Regions from separate parts of the Homo sapiens genome. Here region 2 is linked to region 1. The links are chromatin loops, found by intact Hi-C in ENCODE. Cell type or tissue: endothelial cell of umbilical vein. All regions are shown on one strand.

What was found. A loop is a pair of places that touch in the nucleus more often than their neighbours do. Peaks named below come from ENCODE experiments on the same cell type or tissue, not always from the same donor. Only the 100,000 strongest peaks of a DNase experiment are listed, where the experiment ranks them.
Region 2: a loop joins it to region 1, with 12 times the contacts of the local background. A loop is called at or near these places in 1 of 110 quality-filtered maps.

What each region holds. Positions count from the first base shown.
Region 1 is chr7:34,450,937-34,454,936 of GRCh38, reverse strand. All of the region lies in intron 2 of NPSR1-AS1 (NPSR1 antisense RNA 1), which reads left to right. Among named protein-coding and RNA genes, the nearest start is that of NPSR1, 210 kb to the left of the region's middle. In endothelial cell of umbilical vein, no CTCF peak of the experiment used is centred here; DNase peaks (open chromatin) are centred at 1,536, 2,376, 2,886 and 2,936; H3K27ac peaks cover 2,851 bases.
Region 2 is chr7:34,275,355-34,279,354 of GRCh38, reverse strand. No RefSeq gene overlaps it. Among named protein-coding and RNA genes, the nearest start is that of BMPER, 370 kb to the right of the region's middle. In endothelial cell of umbilical vein, no CTCF peak of the experiment used is centred here; a DNase peak (open chromatin) is centred at 2,124; H3K27ac peaks cover 2,278 bases.

The DNA of each region.
Region 1 (4,000 bases):
ATTCACTTGGGCTATATGGTATGGCCTATTGCTCCTGGGCTACAAATCTGTACCGCATGTTACTGTGCTGAAAACTGTAGGCAATTGTAACATAATGGCAAGGGTTTGTGTTCCTAAATGCATTTACTATAAAAAAGGTCCAGTAAAAATATGGTAGCATAATCTTATGAGACCGCTGTCATATACGCAACTGATTGTTGAGCAAACATCATTATGTAGCACATGATTGTATATGTATAATTAACCCCATCTTACAAATGATAATACTGAGAGGTGTTTAGTAAACATGAGTGAAGGTCCATAGCAAGAGAGTGGGAGGGCCTCGGTGCAAAGGTGATCAGCCAGGCTTTAAAGCCTGCCATTTGACTCCAATGCTCTGTTTACATAATACAAACAATAGTAACAGCATGTGTGTTCCTAATGAGGTATGTTTCAAACAAATTTCTGAGTCTATGTGAAATTGCAAACTATGTAATGCAATTGCTATTCAATGATTATATGAAACGCATTTCTGTAACACAATAGAAAAAGCATTCTTAAAGTTTATTAAAAATTAAGTAAATAAAATTAATCAACCCAAGAGGAAATATTTATAAAATATATTCCACATTTTGAGGGCAAATGTAAAATCAAAAGACATATCGTGAAAACAAGTCATATAAAAAAATTACATATTGTGGTCAATTGGTAGTTAAAAATAAAATTCCTGGTTTTAAATGTTTCCATTATTACTTAAAAAGAAGCAATGCAAATCCATTGCAATTTAACTCAAAATTTAAAAATAATGGTAAAATCAAATTAAACTGGAAGAAGAAAAATTATTATGAGAAATAATATCTTGAAAATATAAAATTACAATTTACAGATCTAAGGGTGTTTCACTAGAAAAAGGACAAAAAATGGCATAATTGCAAGTTTATACAAGAAAAAAGACATAAATACACCAAATTAGAAATGAATAATTAGATAAGTTATTAGGAGGATATTGAAAGCATTTATGAGTCTGTAGTGGTCAATGTTTTGATAATATATTCACAAAATTTTGATGAGATGAATTATTTTCTAGGAAAATGTGAATTCTAAAAATTGAGTAAATTAGAAACATAAAAAAGATCAAAAACTGAGGAAGAAGTTAAAAACACTCTCAAGGAAAAGTACCCAAATTTCCAAGCTGTTTAAGTGAATTTAATCTTCTCCAAAGCAAATATTTTGTTATAAACTGCCCCATGTAAAAACAAATATAATGTTTCAAATTCATTTAAAGACATAAAATTAATTAATAATTTTGTTCCCAAATGGAAAAACTATAGAGTTCTTTCATCTGTTAAAAAAGTCATAAATAAAGTAATCACAACTTGCTTTCTGTAATATTTTAAATAAGTAATTCAGTATGCCTCAGCTGGCTTCATTCCAAAAACATAGGATTGAATACTAGAAAATCTACAAATATCTCCTCATTTGGTCAAAAAAGACAATTATTTAGTTGGTTACATGAGTAAAAAAGTAACAGTATTTATAAAACCAATTAAGAAAACCTTAGTCCAATAGCCAGCAATCACCGTTTAAAATGCAACAGAGATATTTCCTTAGAATCCAGAAACAGGAATAAGATGAATTCTCTCAGCATGAGTCATTTAGTGTTGTTTCTGCATTTCCAACCAAAACTACATGAAAATAATCAGAAATAAGAGGCATATCTGGTGACAAATAGGCAAAATTATCATCATTCGCAGGTTATATTATATTTAGCCCTAGAATTCTCCTTCCAAAAAACCTCCAGGAATCACATGATAAATGAGATTATAATTTTAAAATATGAAAAATTAATATCTCCCATACTTCGGGTAAATGGAATGGGAATTTTAACAAGAAAAATCCAATTATAGTAGCAATAATGTATGTAAAAACTAGAAATAATTTTTAAAAGGAATATATATGACATATATAACTGCAAAATTTACTGAGGGACACGAAAGGAAATGAATACATGGAGAGACTATCACACTCTTGAGTACTGAAAATATATTGATTATTTTTGTAAGCTAATAGGTTTAATGTCCGTTTCTTCAGAGTCTCAATAAGTCTTCTAAAATTGAACAAGTAATTCTAAATTTGAAAAACAGTAATTAACTCAAAATGGGTTCCAACACTTCTTATATGCGTATATTTCTTTAAATTCTGCTCTAAAATGTATTATATTAATTCAGACTTTCGAACTGATTCTTAAGCTACTTGTTTTGCTTGCTACTAAATTAATTTCCTAGTCTGAAACTTCTCATACTAGACTAAGCATCAATTAAAGAAAAAAATCTGGCAACAACACACTACTTATAGGAAAGGGTCAAAACAATGAACAATGTAATAGGCACGCCAAGAAACAAATGCGTAGCTCTACGGATGGGCAAATTATGTCATCTCTCTTAAATTCAGTTTCTTAGCCTGTAAATCGGGGATGATACCTACCCAACTGGATCTACGCGATGATTAAATTAGATAGCATCTATAAAATATATACCATAGAGTATACCTATAGTTCATACTTAATAAATTTTATTCTCTTCTCTTTTCCATTTCAATTTTTCTCTCCCCCGGTCCAATCAACCAGTCTCTTTCACTCACTTCCTTTATTGCAGGGAAGCTATAAGTCTCGTAGCTCAGTAGCAGTGATAATAATAGTTAGGCAATCCAAATTGGACCCAGCAGAAAACATGACGCTCAGTTGGCCTTTGATTCTGACTCACACCCTCTTACTAAGTGTCTGGGCTCAAGTATCTTATGTGTAAAATATAAGTTAGTTCTATAAAGTCAACAGAGTCTATACTAGATCATCTGTAAAGCTTCCTTTTAACTCTATGATTTATTATGGGCAGAAGATGTGGTAATGACCTGCTCCTGTCCTTTTCTCTGGGTTCTTGCTCACGCTGACTAGGTAATGGGCTTAGATTCTTGACCCAATGTAGACCACTGGAGTCTTTAAGAAAATTATTGAGTCTGACTTGTGTCCTGTGTAATCATCCTGTGAACTTCCTTTTACATTTTATGCTTTTTTTTCTTGACCTTCAGTCAGATCCTTGGCATGAGAATCTGCATTGGATTTGATAAGATGTAATCAAGTATCAAATAAATAAATAAAACCCAAGTGATTCTGTCCCAAGAAAAGCAGAAAAAATATCAAGCTGTGGGAGAGAACAGGACATGCATCTTAGCTTACCGTTTCCAATACTGGCATATACATAACATGAGTCTTTACATCTCCAAAATAAATATCAAAGCAACTGCTGAAAGCCAAGGTTAGGAAGGAAGGGCAACTGCACATATATTTGGATAAAGTGTTTGTTATTTAAAATGAAAGAGAGCTTCAGAATTAGCAAGAGCTGATGCTCTACAATTGTTTAAAGTAAGTCTGTGTTTTGCCTATGTTCAGTTGAAGCCATAATTGTGGAAATGGATAAAAAGTCAGGAAACCTGAGTTCCAATCACCGGTCTGTCACCAGTGCAGTCAGAGAGTTAGACCAAGAAGTGGGACAACTGGTCAGTTACTGAGGTCAGCAGTATACATGGGGCACTGAAATACTGCAGCTCTAGACTGTCTTGGAAAAGTAATGAAATGGAACAAAATGTGTTGACCAGAACTCCTTTCAGGGAGATTACTGGATGTGCTCAAAGGGAATATTTGATAGGCTTCTTGGGGTGGAAGATGAATATATTCAGTTCTCAAATAAATGTTGAATAAGCAGCTCATTTTTAACATGATCAAAATAGAATCTTTATTTCTATCATTACTATCTTTTCTCCCAGTCTTTCCTACCTGAATAACTAGTTCCAGTTTCTTTTTTTTTCTTTCTTTTTTTTTTTTTTTTTTTTTTTTTTGAGACGGAGTCTCGCTCTGTCACCCAGGCTGGAGTGCAGTGGCGCGATCTTGTCTCACTGCAGGCTCCGCCCCCCGGGTTCACGCCATTCTCCTGCCTCAGCCTCCGGACTAGCTGGGACTACAGGGGCC
Region 2 (4,000 bases), 180 kb after region 1:
GAAATAGAGACGTGATAAAACACATGATAAGTGTTAATGGTAGAATCTAGGTAGTTGATATGCACGTGTTCACCAGAAAACTTTTTTGTTTCTTTATATTTAAAATTTCCCATAATAAATGACAAAAAAATAATAACTACTAATTTTATAGACAAACTAAGAAATATTTATAGAAATTTTTTCAGGGTTGCTTATTTAAAGAGTAAGGAAATCAATTTTAAAAATTAGATTAAAGCTGATTTTAATCTACACAACTGAAAATAATGGCCACTCATCCATTCCCAGACGTGGAACTCCCTAAATAGAACAAATGTTTAAATTTGAGAGAGGATACTACAATCATAATCATAAAACATACGAGGTATCTACCTTCTATTCTTTCTCAAGAGATTTTGGGGAGCTTATTGGGATCAAGTAATAAATAGTTTTGACTCTAGACCACAGCCTAGTGGGACCCAAATCTCACTCTGTAACTATATTACCTGTTCTTCAGTGCAGAGGTGGAAAGAAAATCCACAAGCAAAATTCCTCTACCAAGTTCCAAATCCATGAATGAAGATATTATAGTAGAAGGGTAAAGTAGGAGCCCTGAAGCTCCCTCTTCCTTTCATGTCAAATAATATAAAAACAACACTGCATCACTGTGTGAATTAGGGTTTAGTGGCAATTTTTATCTTGAAACCTGAAGGGCTGGCAGTTCTCCCCATAGCCCCAATTATCTAAAGTCATATGTGTAAAAGTTGTATTACAAGTTCGATCATGTGGAATTATTTTAATTATAGCTAGGAACTGTAACAAACGATATAGTCTTGATACGTGGTAGGCAATTATTAAAGTGACAAATGTTTTCTTTACTGCTTCCCACAAAAGAAGAATAACCAAAAGCATTATACTTTTACCTGACAGCGACAGCACTGCATTTTACACCAGGATTTCATCTCATCTGCAGATATGTATCACAATTTATTTAAGGGGAACATCCCCATTCTAAGGCAATGGTTACTCTGGTCTGTTACATCAACAAAATCATTAAAAGAGTAATGCTTCCATGTTTTACTGCTTTTTTTTTTTAAGATGGAGTCTCTCTCTGTCACTCAGGTTGGAGTACAGTGGTGCAATCTCAACTAACTGCAACCTCTGCCTCCTAGGTTCAAGAAATTCTCCTTTCTCAGGCTCCCAACTAGCCGGGATTACAGATGCCTGACACCATGCTCAGCTAATTTTTGTATTTTTTGTAGAGACAGGGTTTCACCATGTTGGCCAGGCTGGTCTCGAATTCCTGGCCTCAAGTGATCCACCCACCTCAGCTTCCCAAAGTGTCAGGATTACAGTCGTGAGCCACCACACCCAGCCAGTAATGCTTCTATTAAAAGACTCAGTAATGATTCATTGAGTTGGAAGATTCAGTGATTCCATTGAATTTGGTATACTTCATGCCATTAAGTAAACGGACATAAAAAAAGCTTACAGTATTACCTGCAATTATTGATCATAGTTATCTAGAAAATATAGAGATGCTTTTGCACACTATGGCTAGGGAGAAATATGGATGAAATTCAGTTGATGCTCTCATGTTACTAAACACAATAGTAAAAGTTAATAGAAAACCACAGCAATGCTATACAGAAAGGACTACTAGGGCCTCAGATTGCTCAGAAATGAAGGTTTAGTTCATCCCGTTGGCTAAAAAGCACCAGCCAGCTAATGTATAGAAAGTAAAGAAGAATTGAAAGAGAAAGTAAACTGGGTAGAGTAGCAAGAACATGCAAATACCAGGGAGCCACAGCCTCATGATCGCCTGCCTAAAAGTATGGCCTGCCTGAATCCTTATGTCTCAAGTATATATATTTTCCATTTATTTCCATTCCATTTACTTCCCCTAGCCAGGGTTTATTTCCCCTAAATTCCATTTATTTCCCTTAGCCAGGGTTCTTAATGTTGAACGTCACGATATAGTTTATACTTGTGGAATATCAAGAATGATTATGAAAAAAAAACAAAACAAAACAGAGGAGAAGTGAGCACCACCAAGATCCTAGATTTGGAGTAAGATGCAACACTTGAAACTTTAGATGTTTTCTATTCAGGAAGCAGTGAGTAAGATGACAGCATTGTCTTTGGAAAGGGAAATGATGCATGCGGTTTTGGGGCTGATAAAGGGAGTAAGTGGCGGAAGTTCACTTCTCAATACACAGGAAGACAATGAGACCAGTTGCTCCCTCTCCATACCCCTGACAGCTAGAAAGGAGCTTAACCCAATTGATGCTCCCAATGGAAAGACACTGAAACGGTGAGAATTATTCACAGAAGTGGTGATGTTGAAAGTTCAGCCATTTAGTAGTTTCACCTGTCCAGGGGTGACAGCACAAATGACAGCATTTTGAGACTTTTCTTGTGGTGTAAACTTGGCCATATTTCCTACAGCCTAACTTCCCTTAATTGCTATCTATCCTCTCAGGATTATTCTATAAGACTTCCCACGAGATTCTAAGCTGTCTGATATAATTACAATAAATTCATTTTCTTAAGTTATCCCAGCATCAGTGTCCATTGTTTAAAGCCAAAAACCATGACTCAGGAAGAAATTTATCTAATACATTTCATTTAAAAGAATTACTAAACAATGAAACTACAATATTCTCACAGGTTTTTATCCCTAAAGGGTAGAAATATGTAAAGAGGCAGGATATTAAATCTTCTACTTCACCTAAGGGGAGAAATGCCTCGTAAATACTCACACCAAATTTCTAAGTCAAAGAGATAAGAAATTGAATTGTTATTTTGGTGTACATTTACTTAATTATGAAAGAATTTAGGAATTTTCATATATTTATTTGCTCAATATATTTTCTCCAAACAGTGTGTATTCATACTTACTATGTATTTTTGGTATTAGATTGTCTTTTATTACCAGTCTCTCTTACACTCATGTACACAGATAACCGAATTCCAGCCTACAACATGTGAGCAGAAGTAATGTGGGTTACCTTCTACCCTATCCCTGAGAAACCACCCATGCATCATCCTTTATGCCCTTCCCTGTTCATGAGGCTCTTGTAGGTTACACTGTGAATTTCAAAGCAGCAAGAGTGAGCCTGGTTTGCTGAATGCTGCTTGCCAATTACAAACACTCATTTTGAACTCTGTGTGAACAAGAAATAAACTTCTCCTATCATTTTGCATTTTCCCAGTTGTTTATTGGGACTTACTCTAGCTAAAAAAAACTCTTCAGAATTAAATATAGAAGATTAAATCTAAAACATCATAAACAAATGGATAATAAATCCACCAAAGAGAATTATTTCTTTCAACAATATCTGGGTATAAGCAGGGTGCTAAATTTAGGTAGGTTTTATTCTGTTTTCTTCTATCTGGATATATATATATGTATATATATTTGCAGGAGTGTCTCAGTAACTGACAGGACATTTGTCTCAAGTGGTGTCTTTATGTCCATTCTGGGTTTTCCTTCAGGGAGACAAACCCTGCAGAGAATCACATCAGTCACTGACATAATGACTCAAGACAGTGAAGTCAACATTCATTGCCATATTCCCTCCTGGGAAATGTTTCTGAGTGCAGGTCACACATGTTGATCTAGCAGAAAATCCAATCTACTTCCTCTCTAAGGTAGAGTAAAAATCAAAAGAGGCAACTTTTTTGTTTTTTTTTTTTTTTTTTTTACAAAGCAGAGACACATCAGTGTGGGTAGAATAGCCTAGATGCTCTTCCTCCATAAGGAATGCAGATTCCCAGAACAGTAGATGATCTGGTCAAGGGAAGTGCTCTGTCCTTATTTAGGTTTATAACTAGGAGTGAAACAGAACCATTTTCCAAAGTCATATTGTGTTTCTGATGCTTCCTGGGACCTTATAAAGATACAAGATACACAAGGTCTTGCTTGTCTTCTGGAAACTGCTTGACCTAGGGGCCAATATGCATAACCTGTACTGCAGGAATCCAGGAGTAAAACTATCCACTGAAAGAGATTTAAATCCCT